Linked DNA regions of Homo sapiens: region 1 is linked to region 2. The links are chromatin loops, found by intact Hi-C in ENCODE. Cell type or tissue: IMR-90. All regions are shown on one strand. Each heading gives the region's core, and the rest is flanking DNA. Links, peaks and the distances in the headings are about the cores only.

Evidence for each region. Peaks named below come from ENCODE experiments on the same cell type or tissue, not always from the same donor. Only the 100,000 strongest peaks of a DNase experiment are listed, where the experiment ranks them.
Region 1: a loop joins it to region 2, with 2.0 times the contacts of the local background. A loop is called at or near these places in 6 of 110 quality-filtered maps.

What each region holds. Positions count from the first base shown.
Region 1 is chr11:122,279,602-122,289,562 of GRCh38, reverse strand. All of the region lies in intron 2 of MIR100HG (mir-100-let-7a-2-mir-125b-1 cluster host gene), which reads left to right. Among named protein-coding and RNA genes, the nearest start is that of MIR100, 130 kb to the right of the region's middle. In IMR-90, for the core only: no CTCF peak of the experiment used is centred there; a DNase peak (open chromatin) is centred at 4,382; H3K27ac peaks cover 1,166 bases.
Region 2 is chr11:122,229,457-122,239,417 of GRCh38, reverse strand. All of the region lies in intron 2 of MIR100HG (mir-100-let-7a-2-mir-125b-1 cluster host gene), which reads left to right. Among named protein-coding and RNA genes, the nearest start is that of MIR100, 82 kb to the right of the region's middle. RefSeq lists an enhancer at 8,739-9,569. In IMR-90, for the core only: no CTCF peak of the experiment used is centred there; a DNase peak (open chromatin) is centred at 3,557; H3K27ac peaks cover 2,194 bases.

The DNA.
Region 1 (9,961 bases), core at 1,118-9,117, 50 kb before region 2:
GTGACTTGAGGTCAGGAGTTTGAGGTCAGCCTGGCCAACATGGCCAAATCTCGTCTATGCTAAAAATACAAAAAAATTAGCTGGGCGTGGTGGTGTGTGCCTGTAATCCCACTACTCGGGAGGCTGAAGCAGGAGAATCGCTTGAGCCTGGGAGGCAGAGGTTGCAGTGAGCTGAGATCGCACCACCGCACTCCATTCTTGGTGACAGAGTGAGACCCTGTCTCAAAACAAAAAACAACAACAAAAAAAATGAGTACCACACCCTACCAGTCCCACCTATACTCCATATGCCCCACATGTTTTGTGAGCCAGTTTCAACCATGTTTGAGAGACAATTACAACTACCATCTCCCTGATGGACACCTCTGCAAGAAGTGGCCTGTGGTATACTGGTATCTGATTCTGAGGTCTCTCTTCTACTATGGCCATTATTAGATCATTCTGAGACTGAGTATTAGGCTGTCTTTATGGTGCCAATTAAACAGCAAGTTCTAGCAAGGGCATCAGGGAGATCTGTGTTCTAACCTCTGCTCTTTCTGTCTATGTGAAGTTTGGGCAAGTACTTATCCTGCTGAGAATGGGTTTCTACAGGTCCAAAATAGTAAGGATTTTATCTTTTGTTTTATATGAGGGAGATATATATAAATATATACCTATAATATATATATAAAATATATATCTATAATATAAAATATATCTATATATAGATATATATAAAATATAGATCTATAATATAAAATATATAATTGATATCTGACATATGACATATATGATATATAATTGATACCTGTGACTTCTGATATCAATGATATTAATTGATATGTATCAATTATTATCATATAATATATATCTCTTATATATCATATAATTATATATCATATTGTATATATATAACTTTCAATCTGTTTCATCATTGAATGTAATAGTAACACTGATATATATCAATTATATATCATATAATATATATCAATTATATAATATACATTGTAGATATATAAAATATGTAATCCATCATTTTATGTAATATATAGTAGATATATAATATCTATCTGTATAGCTAATATATATATGATTGGATTGCTGAAAGAAAGGGAAAAATAGAAGGTGCTAATTTTTCTTTAGCGTCTTCTATGTGCTGGTTACTATGCCAGGTGTTTACATAAGTTATCCTATTAATGCTTAAACTGCTCTGTGAAGGAGCCATTGCTGGGCTCATCTTAGGGTGGGATGATTGATGCTCAGAGAGGTTAAGTGACTGCTTTAAAATAACACAGCAGATACATAGAAGAATCAGAATTTCAATGCATATTTGATCGGCTGGATCTAACACCACTGATCTTTCTTGGACATCCATATACTTTGACACAGCACAAAGCTGACATATTCTACACCCATGGGGACCTACGTCCCCCTCCTCTCACTGCTGAAATTGCTAATTTGCTTTCTTCTTTTGGAGTTTCTGAGAAAGAGAGCTCTCAACCTTTGAGTCTTCTGGTTTTTACCTTTGCTGAAGAACAAATATCACCTATTTTCCCCAGAAGTTGTTTTCTAGAGAAAAAAGCAGCTTTTGGTCTAATATGGGTGGCAGACAATTGCTCCAAAGACAAAGATTCAAACATAAGTGAAGCTTCATCTGTGATCTTGCCTTGAAGTCATTTTTCTCCCCCTTTTCCTTTTTTAAATTTACTCTCTAAAAACTTATTCTCTTTGGGGCCCTGGTGAGTATGATAGTGTCCCGATTCCCAGTCTGGGGCCCTAGATTCACAAAAGGCCAAGTTGACGTTCATTCTGCATCTGGCTTATTTGATGCCAGAGGAGCACCGAGGTCTCCTGAGAGAACCAGGAGAGATTTGCCTCCTGCAGAGGTTTGGATAAGCCCCAGCTAATCTCCGTGGCTTCTGAAGGGCACACCTGCTTGTCTGCCAGCCAGCAGCCTCCTCGCTCATTTCCCGTGGGATGGCTGGGGTCAGAGGGCCTCCAGAAAGCCTTTTATCTTCCCCCGCCCTACCAGGCCCCCCTCAGCAGCACCTGGGTCCACACTTAAGACTTCCTTTGAGGAGAGGTCGAGGCGATGTCCCTCCCAGAATGGGGGCCGGTGCCTTTTTCCTTCCTTTTGAGGCGGCTCGCTTGTTTCTTCCTTCTAAATCAGAGTTTGATTCAAACTTTATCATGCATGGCTCAAACTTCATCCCGTGGGGGCTAAGGTGATCTGAATTAGTTTCTGGGCTGCTGAGCTAGGGACACGTAGTAGGTGTTCAGTAAATAAAGATGATGTCTGATTATGATCTGCTTGAGAGTTCAGGAAAGATACACTGTCAACTTTCAATCTGTTTCATCACTGGACTAGAATACTAACACTGATAATATTAAAATGTCAGAAAATTGAAAAGTCACTTTTGTTTAGCTGTGGGAGGCAGGGGTTCTCCCTCCCTCTTTTCCTAAATCACATCTTCCTTCTAAATTATCTCTAGAAGTGGTTAGTAGTGAATTGTAATTATTAATAGTAATAATACTAGTTCTACTAGTATTTAGTAGTATTGATACTAAACTAGTGGTAATACTAATATTATTACTGCTAGTTATCTTTACTAATAAAGAGAATTAATAGTAAATCAGAGTTTGATTCAAACTTTATCATGCCTGCAACGAACAGTAGTAAAGTAATCATCTGGCCTTACAATATCTTTACTAATGAAGATAATTAGTAGTAATTATCCTTAGAAGTGATTGGTTTGTTTTCTGTGAGCATTCTGGTTAATATGGGTCAGAGACTGCTATTTAGCATAGGAAGCTTCTAAGGATTATCTTCTTTCTCTGTTTCTCTCTCTTTCTCTCTTTCTTTCTTTCTCTCTCTCATTTTCTGTACATAAAAATAGAGAAAGAATATTTTTGAAAAGGTTACTACTAATGATAATTTGTATAAGAATGTGGCTAAAAAATCAAATTAGGAAAACTATAATCTTCTCTTCCCTTGAACTCATCAGTTGTTGTACAGGTTTATCATCCCACTCTCTCCTAAATCCACTAATATTTGTTGAGCTTTTAGTCTAAGTCCCTGGGCTGAGTAAAATGCAATGATTCTAGCCCCATGGAAACTTCATTTTAGCTGGTAAGATAGGCCATCAGGGTTATGTAATAATTAATTGCTTGTGGATTGATGCAGTGATGATGAATTTGAGTGTTAAAGAACGAAGAAGGATGAGTAAAGAGACATCAGTTGCTCTGATTATGAATCAGGCACAAAATCAGAAGCTCATATATATTTCATTTATCTTTCCTAAAACCATGCAAGATAGACAGTATTATTCCCATTTTATAGATGAGGAAATGGGGGCTCAAAGACATTGAGTAATCTGGCAGACTCATTGCAGAGCTAAGACTATAATCCAGATGACACAACTAATACTTGAAACTCAAGGTGTAATTTGAACCTGGCACTGGATCCAAACAACCCTTGAATTCCATTCTGTTCAATCTATATGCAAACATGGCTGTAATTGAGGCAGAGAACTCTGTGTAGGCAGTCACTCTTGATATTAATACTGCAAAGTGATTTTTCAAAAAGGAGAACGAATGTAAAAATAATTTGCTAGCTAATTGCTAACTTTCCCTTTCAGTCTGGATTGTTTATGTATCAGGGTATGTGGTGACTTTAAACTATGGGTTTTAATTCTTTTAGCTGGAGTGCTCTACCTCTCCCTCTGCCTGCAGCATCCCCAGTAGCATGTTCCCGCTCCCCTGAATGCTTTGGCATTGTCTCTCCTCTGATAACGTATGTACAAATGGAGACTGCGTACCACCCTTTTCCCCAGCGAAGCACACAAACAGTAAGCAGACAGACACTATCTAGGAGGCTGCAACTCAGGACCATAATATTGTGGCAGAAAGTAGAAAATAAAACAGCCAGTGCTGGGTGCAGGATAATAGCATAATAAGATAAGTGCGAGAGAGTCAGGAGGCGGTAATGGCCCTGGAGATGGAGAAATTCTGGGAAAGTAGGGCAGTATAAAAGCGGAGACACCATCTGTGGGATCCAGGCAGTTGTGAGTGACTCCGAATGACACAATATGGAGATCTGTTCTACAACACAACAAATAGTAGTAAAGTAATCATCTGGGCCTACAATTGTCAGACATTCTTTGTTTGAAATGCCACCTTCCCAGCCATGAATACCAGTGTAGCCATGGTTATAAATGGCAAGGCTATAAATGGCCTCTTCCTCCAACCAATTCAATTTGCAGAAAGTGAGAATAAGAAACAATTTCCTCCCTAGATGGACTCTCCACTGGACTACAGTGTGCACTGCACATGCCCTCAAGCCAACTTATCCAAGTATAATAAACAGATGCATAGTTTAATAAATCTCTGTCCTCCTTCCCCCTAGCCTTCTTAGCCTCTAGTAACCTCTGTTCTACTCTGCTTCTGTGAGAGCAACTTCTTTAGTTTCCACACAAGAATGAGAACATGTGGTGTTTAACTTTCTGTTCCTGGCTTATTTAACTTAACATATTGTTCTCCAGGCTCTCATCCATGTTGCCGCAAATGACAGGATTTTATTCTTTTTTTATGGCTGAATAGTATTCCATTGGGCACATATACTACATTTGCTTTATCTGTTCATTTGTTGTTGGACACTTGGGTTGATTCCATATCTTGGCCATTGTGAATAGTGATGCAGTGAACATCAAGGTGTTGACACCTCTTTGACATATCAATTTCCTTTTCTTTGGATAAATACCCAGTACTGTGCCAGGCATGGTGGCTCATGCCTGTAATCCCCACACATTGGGAGGCTGAGGCGGGCGAATCACTTGAGGTCAGGAGTTCGAGACCAGCCTGGCCAACATGGTGAAACTCTGTCTCTACTAAAAATACAAAAATTAGCTGGGTGTGGTGGCAGGTACCTGTAGTCTCAGCTACTTGGGAGGTTGAGGCAGGAGAATTACTTGAACCTGGGAGGCGGAGGTTGCAGTGAGCCGAGACCACGCCACTGCGCTCTAGCCGTGCAACAGAGTGAAACTCCATCTAAAAAACAAACAAACAAACAAACAAACAAAAAAACCCAGTAGTGGGATTGCTGGATACACTTTTTAAGAAACTGCCATACTGTTCTTCATAGTGGCTGTACCAACCAGATGAGAGAGATAACTTCTAGTGCTTTAGCACACTGTAAGATGACTGTAGTTAACAATAATATGTATTTTCAAATAGCTAGAAGAGAGGATAGTGAACTTCCCAATACATAGAAATGACAAACATTTGAGGTGATGGATATGCTAATTCATCTGACCTGATCACTACACATGACATGTATCAAAATATCATGATGGAACCCCCCAAAATGTAAAAATATTTTGAAAATCTCAAAAATTTAAAAATAAAATTTAAAAAAATCTACATTAATAAAAAGCTATATCAGAAGGGATTGGGCAAGAAACTAAGCTTTACTGAAGGTGTCTATGTGCCAGGCAGAATGCTTGACATTTTGTATATATCATCTCATTTGGCCCTCATAACAACACTCTAAGGTTGATGGCATCATTTAGATTATAAAGATGAAGAGAAAGAGGCTCAGAGACATAAAATAACTTGCTCCACTTTACCCAGTGGTGGATCCAGCATTCTCATTTGGGACTGGGTGACTTTCAGATCAAGCTCTTTCCTCTACATGCATGGTTCTCAGAGGTTGAAGACGCATTATATCTCCTCCTCTCACATTCTTTGCCAATTATTCATTATCCAATAGAGGGGTTTTTTTTTTTGACATGAGATGCTTATCTTTAAGTCTCCAGAAATCTGGAATCAGCTAACCCAAACTTTCAAGTAATTAAAATGATTTTTCTATATTCCAACTTTAGTTGAAAGAGATAAAGAGAGATAAACCCATTAGCTTAAGAGTTTAGACAAAGCATTAACTTCAAGAATATACATTTATTTCAGTACACTTTTTCAGCTTAATCTTCTATACCAAGCTTGTGTAACCCATGACCCGTGGGGCACATGTGACCCAGGATGGCTTTGAAAGTGGCCCAACACAAATTTGTAAACTTTCTTAAAACATTATGAGATATTTTGCGATTAAAAAAAAAATCTCATCAGCTATCGCTAGCGTTAGTGTGTTTTATGTGTGGCCTTAGACAATTCTTCTTCTTCCAGTGTGTCCCGGGGAAGTCAAAAGATTGGGCACCTCTGATCTATACCTCCTACTCTATTGATCTATGACTGTTGAAATTTAGAATGATAACCCAAAGAGGTGTGACAAGGACCTAAATCATTAAAGAGGACCAAGGAAGAGAGTAGAGGAAAGAGTACTGACTGGAAAGTCCCAAGAATGTGGACTTGAATTCCTATGCAGCTACATAGATTGCTGCTCCAGGCAAATTGATCACTCTAACTCCAGTTCCATCAGCTGGAAGGTGGGCATGTAGTATCTCAAAAGACAGTTGTGAGAAGTCGGTGAGATAATGTGTGTATAAATCACCTAGCATAAGAAATGTATTGTACCTGCTCAATAAATCTTACTTTCCTTCATAAAGCAGAAAAATAATTTTCAACCACAAGTAAAACAAAGTGGTTGTTGGTCATTTAGAGTTTTTCCTTTTTTACCGCTAGGGTAGCATCAGTGAAGTGAGTCAAGAGACTTGGGAATACTGAGGCCGTTTTGCCTACAGAAAAGGCAAAAGTGCACTCCCAATATGGAATTTATTTCTTGGCAAGCAGTTCTCTGTCTCCTATACTACTCTTGCTTCTATCAGTGAAGGTTCTCACCATTATATGTCATATATTGACAACAACAACAAAAACACAGAAGATTAATGACCAACAGTAGAAATCACCAGTTTATTGCTTTAATTCAACAGCATAATTTTCTCTGAACAGATTTAGCCAACGGAAGCAAATGGTATAGTACTAGGCTTAAATCTCTATGCTGACTGCATTTCCCTACAATCCATTGTTTTATGGCTCTACCCTATAACCAGACAGCACAATCACCTTTAGAGACACTTTTCTCCTTATTTCATCAGGGGCTATGAATCCAGATAGGTCACATGCACACTAATGACCTCTACCTGTTGAAGACCACGACAACAGGAAATGCTTTGAGAAAGATATTTAATTGTATTTACAAATGAACCTTGAGAGAGGTAACATTGGGGTTAAGAGCACTATCTCGCTTTATAGTGAAGCAGACCTTGGTCCTGGATCTACCATTTATAATCTTATGATACTGGGAAAGTGATTTAATTTCTCTGAGCCTCATCTTTCTCTTTCTGTTTCTTTCTTTCTTTCTTTCTTTCTTTCTTTCTCTCTCTCTCTCTCTCTCTCTTTCTTTCTTTCTTTCTTTCTTTCTTTCTTTCTTTCTTTCTTTCTTTCTTTCTTTCTTTCTTTCTTTCTTTCTCTCTCTCTCTCTCTCTCTTTCTTTCCTTCTTTCTTTCTTTCTTTTTTTTTTTTTTCCAAAACAGAATCTTACTCTGTCACCCAGGCTGGGGTGCAGTGGCGCAGTCTCGGCTCACTGCAAGTTCCGCCTCCCGGGTTCACGCCATTCTCCTGCCTCAGCCTCCCGAGTGGCTGGGACTACAGGCGCCCGCCACTGCGCCTGGCTGATTTTTTTGTATTTTTAGTAGAGACAGGGTATCACCGTGTTAGCCAGGATGGTCTCGATCTCCTGACCTCGTGATCCGCCCACCTCGGCCTCCCAAAGTGCTGGGATTACAGGCGTGAGCCACCGCGCCCGGCCTCTTTTTTTTTTTTTTTTGGAGACCGAGTCTCAATTTGTTGTCCAGGCTGGAGTGCAGTGGCCTAATGTCGGCTCATTGCAACCTCTGCCTCCTGGGTTCAAGGGATTCTCGTGCCTCAGCCTCCCAAGTAGCTGGGACTACAGGCATAAGCCACCACATATGCCTAATTTTTTGTATTTTTAGTAGATACGGGTTTCACCATGTTGGCCAGGCTAGTCTTAATCTCCTGATCTCAGGTGATCCACCTGCCTCGGCCTCCCAAAGTGCTGGGATTACAGGCGTGAGCCACTGAGCCCAGCCTGCATTTCTTATTAGTAAAATGCATGGTTTATGTTATAAGCACTTAACAAATATAAGTCATTAAATACAATTAGCTTTCTGTTTATCCTTCTGTTGACTTCACTAAGCTACCTTATGACCTCTTGAAACTGAGGTATAGTTTATCCCCAGTGATTCTAAAAATAGTTTACAACCTCAGTGATTTCTCCTTGAATTGGCCAGACGGACACAGGTATTTGGGGCTTCTCAGTTGAAGACAACACAATCCTGTGATATCACCCCCGGCTCCTGCTATTTCTTTCCCTATCTCTCTTGCTTATTCCCCTCTCCTATGGAGGGGGTGTCACTAGGCTAATGTCAAATGGCAGATGTGGGACTTTCATCAGGAGCCCTGAGCACAGAGACCATTTTATCTATTTGCAATGATTTGTTTCTTACTGCAGCACTACTCTTTAGCATTATTGATCCCCTCTGCCTTTGACCCTGGTTTGTAGCAGGAGCAGTCAAGGGGGTGGGGGCGCTGGAGACTGTCTGGCGTTGTACCGAATTTAATTCCTCTTTACGTTTGCATATGCCTTCCTGTTCTACATTAAAATGCTTCATACTATTGCAGTGGAGTTGAGGGTCTGCATCTTTTGTGTCATGCTTCTCAATATAGTAATGACTTCTCCCAGGGTCAGAATCTGTTCCCTGCGTGGCTCCTGCTATCCCAGTTAGGGAAGGGGCTCTCAAAGCTTGGGTTTCCTCTCCAGGAAGTTGGGTCAATACAGTTTCTGAATGAAGCAAGGAGGGGGCTGGAGAAGAAATTATTTAATCAGCACATGTAAATAGAAATGACATAATGAGATGGGGAGAAAAGGGGGACTCTAGGCTAAAAGTGGAGATGTCATGTTTCTTCTCCCCTCCGCCCCCCACAAGAGTTGAAGGTTTTCTTGAATTACCTTCTAGGGCTTCAGTGAGAAAGGAAATCTGAAAATAAGCAATTTTTTTTCTTATTTTATTTTACTCATTCAAAGAACAGTTAGGAATATTAGTCACCCCAAATCATCCTTACTTGCCAAACTACTCTAGCTGACCACATGCTTATTCTGGATCCTGCATGATAATCCAAGTCACCTGTCTTTTTTGTTGTCTCAAGACACGTGTCAGTGCCTCTAGACACTTTGAAGCCTAGGGTCACTTAGAAAGGAGAATAATATCTCTGGGGGAAGGTAGGATAGCACCACTTGAATCGTTTAATTTTCTGTAAGGTAATGATGATCATTTGAATGAGTTGCAAATATATGGCGGAAAAATAGGCTTCCGGTCCACAGAGAAGGGATCAATAAAGACCCTGTCTGTGTGGTAAAGTAAATCAGAGAGTTGGAGTAATTGTTTTAAAAATTTGCTCCCAAACCTCTCATGAATAGATACATAAATGGATATGAGAGACAGTCATGCATCATACATAGTCATGCTTTACTTAACAATGAAGATATATTCTGAGGACTGCATCATGAAGTGATTTCATTGTTGTGTGATCAGCATAGAGTGTGCTTACACAACTTTAGTTGGTATAACCTACTACACACCTGAGCTATTTTGTATAGCCTATTGTTCCTAGGCCACAAACCTGTACAGCATGTTACTGTACTGAACACTGTAAACAACTGCAAAACAAGTATTTGTGCATCTAAACATATCTAAATATGGAAAAGGTGATGTGTTATGCTATGACGTTACGATGGCTATGACATCACTAGGAGATAGGAATTTATCAGCTCCATTAAAACCTTATGGGACCACCATTGTATATGTGGTATGTTGTTGACCAAAATGTTGTTATGCAGTAGATATCTGTGTGTGTGTGTGTGTGTGTGTGTGTGTGTGTGTGTGTGTGTGTGTATTTTTTCCCCTCAGGCAGGTGGGGATAGGGTGGTTAGAATGATGATCTTTATTCTAAA
Region 2 (9,961 bases), core at 554-8,553:
ATTGTTTTCCTTTATGGTAGTGGCAGAGCTCATGTAGGTAATTTTTACTGTTAACGTCAGTCCAATTCCTTAATATCCATTATTGGAGAAATTGAAAGATTCATCCTTTGAAAATAGTTCCTAGACCTGTGGAGGCTGCATAGTTTTCACAGTTCCCAGGGACAATGGGATAGCTATTTTGCACAATGACTATATTCATTTAGTTATTTAATTCATCAATATTTATTGAGAGTTAATATACTATATGTTAGCAATGGTACTTGATACTCAAGATACAAAAAAAAAAAAAAAAGAAAGATATGACATGGTTCCCGGCCCTAAGTTCTTCTAGACTAGTACAACAATAGACACATTTACCAACACTTCAGTTCAGTGAAAGCACTGCTTATAGAGCAAGTATGAAGTGCTATCAGGCTCTGAGGATGGTCAACTCTACCTTAGTGGTAGAGAGTCATGGTCAAGAAGAGCGTCACATAAAAAGCATGACATGATCTTAGAAGAAGAGGTTTATCTGGAAGAGAGAGAAAAAGGAGAAATCCCAGCAGAGAGGCTGCCTGGGCAAAGGGGAAGGCATGGAGTGTATGTTGGGAGGTTGGAATAAAAGTAGGAAAGTAGAAGAAATGGGATTGGGCAGGTAGAAAAAACCAACATGACCAAAGACCTTGCATAACATACTTGTAGGTGTTGACTTTATCAGATACCATTGGTGGACTTCAATATGATCAGAGCTGCCTTTGAGAATATTCTGACAACAGATTGGAAGACACACTAGATGAGAGGAGAACATGACATAGGGAGGCCTGTCATGCAGTTGAAAGACTGTTTTAATATCCACTTTATAGGTGAAAGGATGAGCTCTAAAGTACAGCAGTGGGAACAAAAGGGAGTACTCAGTTTAGAAAACAATTTAGGAGGTAAAATCAAAAGGCCTTGGTGGCCAACTGAATGTCTAGAAATGAAGGAGAGACTCCTTTTTTTTTTTTTTTTTTTTTTCCGAAACAGAGTCTCACTCTGTCACCCAGGCTGGAGTGCAGTGGTGCCATCTCAGCTTACTACAACCTCCACCTCCTGGGTTCAAGTGATTCTTGTGCCTCAAGCCTCCCAAGTATCTGGGACTACAGGCATGCACCACTACACCTGGCCAATTTTTGTATTTTTAGTAGATGTTGGCCAGACTGGTCTAGAACTCTTGACCTCATATGATACATCTGCCTCAGCCTTCCAAAGTGCTGGGATTCCAGGCATGAGTCACTGTGCCTAGCCAAAATGACTCTTAATTTAAAGCCAACATATATACTAGCAGCTATAACAATCCACGATGTATAACCTCCTTCAAGTCCTCATTGGTGATTCAAAAAAATTATTCTCTATATTAGTTCATTTTCATGCTGCTATAAAGAACTGCCTGTGACTAAGTAATTTATAAGGAAAAGAGGTTTAATTGATTCACAGTTCCACATGGCTGGGGAGGCCTCGGGAAACTTACAATCATGGCACCAGGCACTTCTTCACAGGGCAGCAGGAGAGAGAATGAGTGCTGGGTGAAGGGGGAGGCCCCTTATAAAACCATCAGATCTCATGAGAACTCACTCACTATCATGAGAACAGCATGGGTGGAAAAGACCTCCACGATTCAATTACCTCCCACTGGGTCCCTCCCATGTCACATGGGGATTATGGGATTACAATTCAAGATGAGATTTGAATGGTGGTACAACATCAAACATTATCATTCTCCAACAGCTCTTAAAGGAAAAGATGAAAGTGATAAACCTGCTGGGGCAAAAAGAGAATTCACTTTAAGGAAGCTTTGGATTTGTTTTTCTTCTCTATTTAACTGTCCAAAACCAACGTGGTCCACTAACTGAAATTTTATAGATGGAGCTCATGGTGAAGCCAGAGGATCATGGTCTTTATCTCTAGATCAGTGCTTCTCAAATTTAATGTGCTTACAGATCAACTGGGCATCTTGTTAAAATGCAGATTCTGATTGAGTGAGTCTGATTCTATGAAGCTTGGGAGTCTACCTATCTAACCAATTCCCAGGTTCTGCTAATGCACTTGACCACAATTTGAATGGCGAGGCTCTAGCTTGTTTCACAAAGTGGGAAATACAACTTGTTAGTCAAACAAAATAACGCAACCAGATTTCAGCAACAGAGGAAAACAGCACATCTCTCAGATTATGCTGCTGATGTTGCTGTGGATCTTTCAATCTTGTGTCACATATTGTCTGAGTGTGGCCACACAAAATGGTGTCTGTCCCAAGAAGAGAGCCAGTAAAATTATGTACACTCTCAGCAAATAAGATTATTTTGGTGACCTGAAAAGAGTCCCAAAGAGTTTTCTCACCATGCTGGCCCTGGCATGTCCCACTGAGTAATCAAGACCTGATTCAAATCTGAAAGTAACTCCAGCCTACTGGCCCTCAAAAAGTCCTACTTAGTCAAAATGGGGTAGAATACATTTTGTTAAACTTGCTATGGGGTTAAGAAATATTTGAGCGTAAGAATTACAAGAAGCTGTCTGTGGAAAGCAATTTGTGGGTTTCTCAAAGAACTTAAAATAGAACTTTATTCAACCCAACAATCCCATTATTATATATATTCTCACAGGAATATAAATTGTTCTACCATAAGGCCACATGCACATGTGTGCTCATTGTAGCACTATTCACAATAGCAAAGGTTAAATAGAATGAACCTAGATGTCCAGCAACAGTGGACTGGATAAAGAAAATGTGATACATATGTACTATTAAATAGTATGCAGCCATAAAAAAAGAATGAAATCATGTCCTTTGCAGCAACATGGAAGGAGCTGGAGGCCGTTATCCTAAGCAAACTCACGCTAGAACAGAAAACCTAATACCACATATTCTCACTTATAAGTGAGAGCTAAACATTAAATACACATGGACACACAAAAGGGAACAATAGACATGGGGCCTACTTGAGTGTGGAGGGTGGAAGGATGGTGAAGATCAAAAAACTATCTATTGGGTACTAGGCTTGGTACCAGAGAGTTTGGTGAGAGTTTTAATCATAAAGGGATGCTGCATTTTATCAAATGCTGTTTCTGCATCTATTGAGATGATCATGTGATTTTTGTTTTTAATTCTGTTTATGTGGTATATCACATTGTATTAGGGTTCTCTAGAGGTACAGACTTACAGGATATATATGTATAAAATAGGATATATATATCTATAGGATATATATATATACACACACACACATATATATATGTATGATGAAACAACCTGTACACTAAACCCCCACAACACACAATAAACCCATGTAACAAACCTGCACATGTACCCCTGAACCTAAACATTGGAAAGAAAAAAATAATAATAAAATAAAAATCAATGTAAAGCACAAAAAAAAGCTGTCTGTAGCAATTGCAATATTTATATACCTGTCACAAGAGAAAAACAAGACTAGAAATTTCTAAACTGGCTCCTTCTTAACTTATGAGTCAGCACTCATCCACGTTTGGGCTCTACTCACTGACCATGTTGTGCTTAAGTTATGGTTTGTTTACATATGTCAACTCTTTAATCACGACAGCGTAAGTGCTAGAAACCAGGACCAGATGCTGGGGTTAGCATTGCCCAGTGGGAGACTGGCACTGACAAATGGCTTTGGGTGGCTCAGTCCCAACCTGGCTTGCTCTGGTTGCCTGAAATAGAGAGGAAAGGTTGCTGGAGGGAGGCTGCAGTAAACTCTGAAATTGAGATGAGTCTGGGATGAGGAAAAGTACTGTCTTGGGAAACAGGAAACTAATTTCAGCTCAGTAACAGTTGGTTATATAATTTTGGAGAAGCCATTTTGCCTTTCTTGGTCTCAGTTTCTCTTTTTGAGAAATTAGAAGGTAGGCTATATCCGTGGTCTTCAAACTGTTCTTTGCAGAGCCCTGCAGATTTCATGGAGGTACCAAGAGAAGCAAGCCAGACCTGCCCAGTTTCTTTTCCCTCTGAATCATGTGAATTGGTAGGTCCCCATTGTATTATAGATGCCCTTGGTCTCTGGTGTCATGGTTACCTTTTTCTAGTCCATATAAGTATTCCTGTTAGTGAGACCGTCTATTTCTGTTTTGAACTTTGTACAAGAGTCCTTTCTGTACTCAGCACTGATAAAACATTGGAGGATAAGAAGCTACTCCTCTTTGAAAGAGTAACTGTAATTCTGCCCTCAGGAATCTTATGATCACAGATCACACACATGAAAAATACTTAGAAGAAAGCTTGTTAACTATGAATGTGACAGCATCTGACTATTATATCTCAACGGTATAACTCGTCTTAAAGAAATTCATTGATTGCTGAAAAATCATCTCCAAGATTAATTTTAATAAACCAACTCAGAATTAGCATACCTTTAAAAAATGCACTTATTTAAATTCCTGGACAATAAGCTGGGCTTGCTTAGCTTGTGCAACCACTGGGCTTGTCTTTGTCTGAAAATATTTATTCTAAGTAGACTATAATATTAGCAATTCATTTAAAAGAGGTTTACTTTCTTCATTAGACATGGTTGTGTTTCATATGTGTTAAAATTATTTCTGCGGACTGTACTAAATGGATGTGTTACTATACCATTGCTTCTCTAACCCTGATTGTCCCAGGGTGAGTTTCCTTCAGCAGAATGTGCAGGTATCCAAGTGCTGAAGTATCTAGCAGCAACATTCAGTCAAAGTGACTCTTTATATATAACTTGTACATACAATGAAGAACTTTAAAAAGGATTTCTCTTCGTAACACTGACAGCAGTGACTTGAAAACAGCAGGTGTACTTGTTGAATGACTGAATGACCATTCATTCATTTATTCAACCCATGAAGTTGACCCTATGGCAGAGCTTTGTATGAATTTCTGTTTTCTTTAGAGAAGTGAAACTAAGACATGCATCTCCTAATAGCTATACTTGTATCCTGATTCACTTGGCCAGCTGGGGCTTCATATTTATGTGACCTAGAAGATCAGCCTTCTTGTGGCAGAGGCTACACAATGTCACTCCATTGTTCTGATTCCTCAATAGGATTCTCCCTCCTTGGTTCTTCCCTGGACCAAGGACAGAAGAATCATTCAACACAGAGGCTATTGACAAAAGGGGCATATTTGGTGCAAACAGGGGTAAGTCATGATTAGTTCATAAAAACTAAATTCTCAAAAAATAATATGAAATCTAGGAGATTCTCCACCACATAGGAAGTTGTTCTTTATTGGATTATGTCAGAATATACAAGTGCATGTGCACAGTTTTGAATTTGTCTAGTTTCTTTTTCATATTAAAAACAAACACCTGATTGGAATTTGACATCAGAAAATTAGTACATTTGAGCTCAGCTCCCCATGGGCTTGAGAGCATCTTCAGAAAGAAGGCTTATGTTCTGGCAGATGGGGAATTGGCATTGTAAAGCATGGTATATGAAAAAGGTGACCTGCAAACTGATAGATTCTAGGAAATCTGTTCTGGAACTCTAAGGGTAAATAGGTCCAATTCACTCACTTAGCTAAGAAAAATATGGGTAAAGTAGCATGAGACACTAGGGGAAACATACTGGGAGAGGGGAACAGAGGACTGGGGTTTTCTTCTTACTTGAGCTTGAGGCTCTTTGGAGCTCAGCATACTCATTCATAGACCAAGGACAGCAGTATCAGCTTCTCACTTGTCAGTGATCCTTAGAGTTTGTTGAGATAATAATGATGATAGCATGATAAAGACAAAAGTATTACATCTGTAAATGGTTCACCATGATATGGCTATTGCAAAAGCACAAACATTGAAGCCACACAGACCATTGCTCTCAAACTGTGTTACTTACCATAGCAAGTACTATACCTTGATTAAGGCATCAAATTTTCTGAGCCACAAAACTGTGGCTGCACCTTTAGAATGGAGATAAAGTTGTTGGAAATATATGTAATTTAAATACATAAAATGCCATAACTTACCCAGGAATATTCAATTTATGATTATCATTATCATCCTCACAGGTAATTAATAAGAAGTCCAGTGGCTCACACCTGCGATCCCAGCACTTTGGGAGGCTGAGATGGGCAGATTGCTCGAGCCCAGGAATTCAAGACCAACCTGGGCAACATGGCAAAACCCCATCTCTACAAAAATACAAAAATTAACCAGATGTGATGGTTCATGCCTGTAGTCCCAGCTACTCTGGAGGCTGATGTGGGAGGATCGCTTGAGCCTAGGAAGTCAAGGCTGCAGTGAGTCATGATTGCTCCGCTCCACTGCACTCTGGCCTTGATGATAGAGTGAGAACCAGTCTCAAAAAAAAAAAGGTCATTTTCTAAGCATTTGTTGATTCAATACTGCCCACTATGTACACTGACAATTAGACATAATTTAATTTCAGCTCATGGTATGAATGGAGACAAAATGAAATCATTTTAATGCACATTAAGGCAATATAGTGCCCTTAAATAAAAAGTTGAAGTTCATAAGGGACCATCATTAAGATTTAACTTTGTAACAAATATTTTGTTTTTGTTTGTTTTATTTTTAGATTTGCATAATAAAACATTCATATTCTTACCCAGTCTTCCTTGTGATGAATAACATATTTGGAAGATGGCCACACTGTGGAGCAAAGCCGGAACCCAGCTAATAATGTGTGGGCTCCATTTAGTGTCTAACTGTAGTGTATAGACTTTGAATTTTATTCTAGGCGAGATGAAACCCATTTGGAAACTCTGAGCAAAGGAGTATAATGAACTAAATTTACTTGAAGAGACTTATTCAGCCAATGTGCAAAGAAGAGATTGTAAAAGGGGCCGGGCTGACAGCAGGGAAACCTTTGCATCATCATGGCATTAATAAAGGAGACACATGATAGTGGTTTGGACTTAAATGGCTGTGGTGGGAGGTGGTGATAAATCGTTAGATTCTGGGTCTGATTTGAGGGTAGGGCTTCAGAATTTACTGGTAGATTATAGTTTGGTGTGAGAGAAAAGAGAGGAGTCAAGGCTGACTCCAAGGATTTTGGCCTCAGCAATAGGAAAAATGATGTTGTCACTTTCTAAGATGAAGACCAGGGGCAAGAAAAAGAAGTTTTGATGGGAATAGCAAGGGCGCAGTTCTACACAACTTAAATTTGAGATGTATATTATATATTCAAGTGAAGGCGCAGAGTGACAATTGGATTATGAGTGTAGAAATGTTGGTGCAGGAAATAGAAATTTGACAATCATTGGCATATAGATGGTATTCAGTGTCAAGGGACTAGAAGAGATCACCCAAAGAGTGAATGCAGAGAGGAAAATAGATGAGATTCCAGAGACTGGGCCCTAGAGAGCTTCAGCCTTAGGGACCAGGATGGTGAGACGGAACCAGAAAAGGAGAGCAAAAGGCAGACCGACGGAAAGAAGGAGAGCCAGGAGAAAGTGGCGTCTCAGAGACAAGGAAAGAAAGTAACAAAAAAAGATGTTTTAAGGAAAAGGAATTGGTCAGCTGTGTCAAATGACACTAGTAAGCCAAATAAGATGAGGACTGAGGCCTGATCTTTGGATTTGGCAAAGTGGAGGTTTCCTTGATAACCTTGAGAAAAGTGATGCTGGAGAGATTGGAAACATAATCTGGTTGAAATGGGTTCAAAAAAGAAAAAAAGATAAATGGAGACAGGATAGACAACTCTTCCAGGGGTTTTACTCTAAAGGAGAGGAAAGTAGTGGCGAGGGGAAGAGGGAATGACTCGAAGAAAATGCCGTGTCTAAGCAGGGATGCTATTAGAATAACTATGGCATGGGCACTGAGCAGTCAGAAGGGATGCTGCCTATAGGTCTGGAGCAGGGTCTTGGAGGACTTTGCTGGTCCTGGCATTAACCTTTTGGTTTCTGGATTATAGGCTGTCCAGGAGGTCCCAGGGAAGAGGCTAGGTTGGAAAAGGTCAGAGGCAGATACTCGGGAGGCTCAGGGTAGCAGTGCTCACCAACCCATCCAGAATTCTTTCAGTATTTTAGCAATCACCATAATAGTGCTCATGGGCGCTGGCTGAACATCAGCCTTGGATCTATAAAGAGTTGTGTGTGTGTTTTTTTTAATTATCTTTATTTTTAAAGATGAGGGATATTGCAGCATTTTTTAATGATGATGAGAGGGGAAGATTGAAAATTTGATGATGTAAGAGAACAAGGTGAGAATGACAGGAGATGCTTGAGTGGGCGAATGGCGCTGGGACTTGTACACAAGCCAAAGCGTTGATTTTGATAGAAACACGCCTCGTTGTTTGTTCCAACAGGAAGGAGCGCAGAGGGCAGGGGTGCAGGTATAGCTTAGCTGCTTAGTGATGGGAGGTAGAGGGCATGTGGAATTTCTTTCCTGGTTTTCTCTGAAAGACAGGAAATGTATTCACATCCATTTTTTTCTCTTCCTCAGGACCACTACCTATCCACATTTTAACTGACATTCATGTTGAATTCTGGGGAACTCCAGTTACTAGGCCAGTTTTTCATTCAGAATCTGTGCCTACTCAGGAGACTTTCATCTGTGGGACTTCGGTTCCATCTCGTTCCATGGATGATGATCAGAGCCCCCTCTCTTTTCTTCAAGAGCCAGGTAATTTACCATGTGATGAACCCCGGCCCTTTAGCACCCTGAAAGACCTAGCAGGGAAATATTTCTTGCCTGGCACAGTGATATATCCGGGGCCATCGAAGAACCTGACTCAGAATAGGTGTGCAATAAATAATTGTTGAATGAATATAGGAAGGAAGGAAGGAAGGAAAGAAGAAGGAAGGAAGTAAATCAGTTTTTGTCTAGAAGGGCCACCACTAATCTAGCCTAGTTAAATATGTCTCTGCTCGGGAGGTTTGCATCTGTTTATGACTAATTTCTCTGTTGCACGCTCGGCACTCCAAGATTTTTGCCAAGACTCAGAGATTCATCCAAAATGGCTGAAGGATGACAGTGTTTGATTGCTCGTCTCTCTCTCTATCCCCGAAGTTAATATGATGCTTATCTGAGTGCAAAGGCACAGACAGGGAGAAATTTAATGCAAATTTAGCCAAGAGTCTAGTGCCACTTCACAAAATATTGATTAGGTGTCTGATTTGCTCTCCCCTGACAATGGCCATAGGAATAAGCCAATGAGGTGGGCTTCGCTCCAGCTCGTCATGGTCATTCGATAAAGCCAGGCAGCCAATGAGGAGCAGCTACCTTTCGATTGGGCGAGAGGCCAGTGAAGGGGGAACCCATCTTAGCAACAGCAGAAAATATCGCACATGCCCTTGCACACAGGCACAAACACAGACACCGCGCCACCCGCCCTGCTGCAGTGAACGGTTGCTGATTACGTCTCCTAAGGCTTTTGTTTTGCCACAGCCCCACTTCCAAAGGACAAGTTTCTGTTCACAGATCACACTGCTTACCTGGTCAGACAGCCCATAATCCCTTTTTAATGGAATGCAGGGGCAACGGTCCTCTCTCTGCCCTCTCCAACACACATGTTATTAACGGCAAACTTTGATCTGCAGGTAAACGGCACAGGCTTTGTTCTTAGAATCCCTTTCATGGATCTGGCCACACCACTGCCCTTCCTGACCCAACATGCGGACTGAGGAGGGGGTGTGGCGTCGGGGGCGAGCCGAGGGGTCAGACTGTTGTTTGTTTTGCTTCTTGTAAAAACTGCAGAAGGGATTTCACCAGGCTGGAGCAGGCTTCCGTGTCATTGTTATTCTTCTTACAGGCTTCCCCTTTCATTGTTCGGTGGCCTCCACACCCAGGGCCCAGGAAAGCTTTCCTGTTTTCAGTGTGACACTTGGCAACGTCTTTCTTAGCCACTGGGTTCCAAACATTTAGCATTCTCATTTGACTCCCCTCCTCTGGTCTCCACTGTGTTTTTATGTTTCCTGTACAGCTGCCCTTGTTCCCCAGATGCCAGGGGATGGGGGCTGTCTGCCCATCCTTGGTTTCCCCAAATTAATCTCTGCCATGGCCTA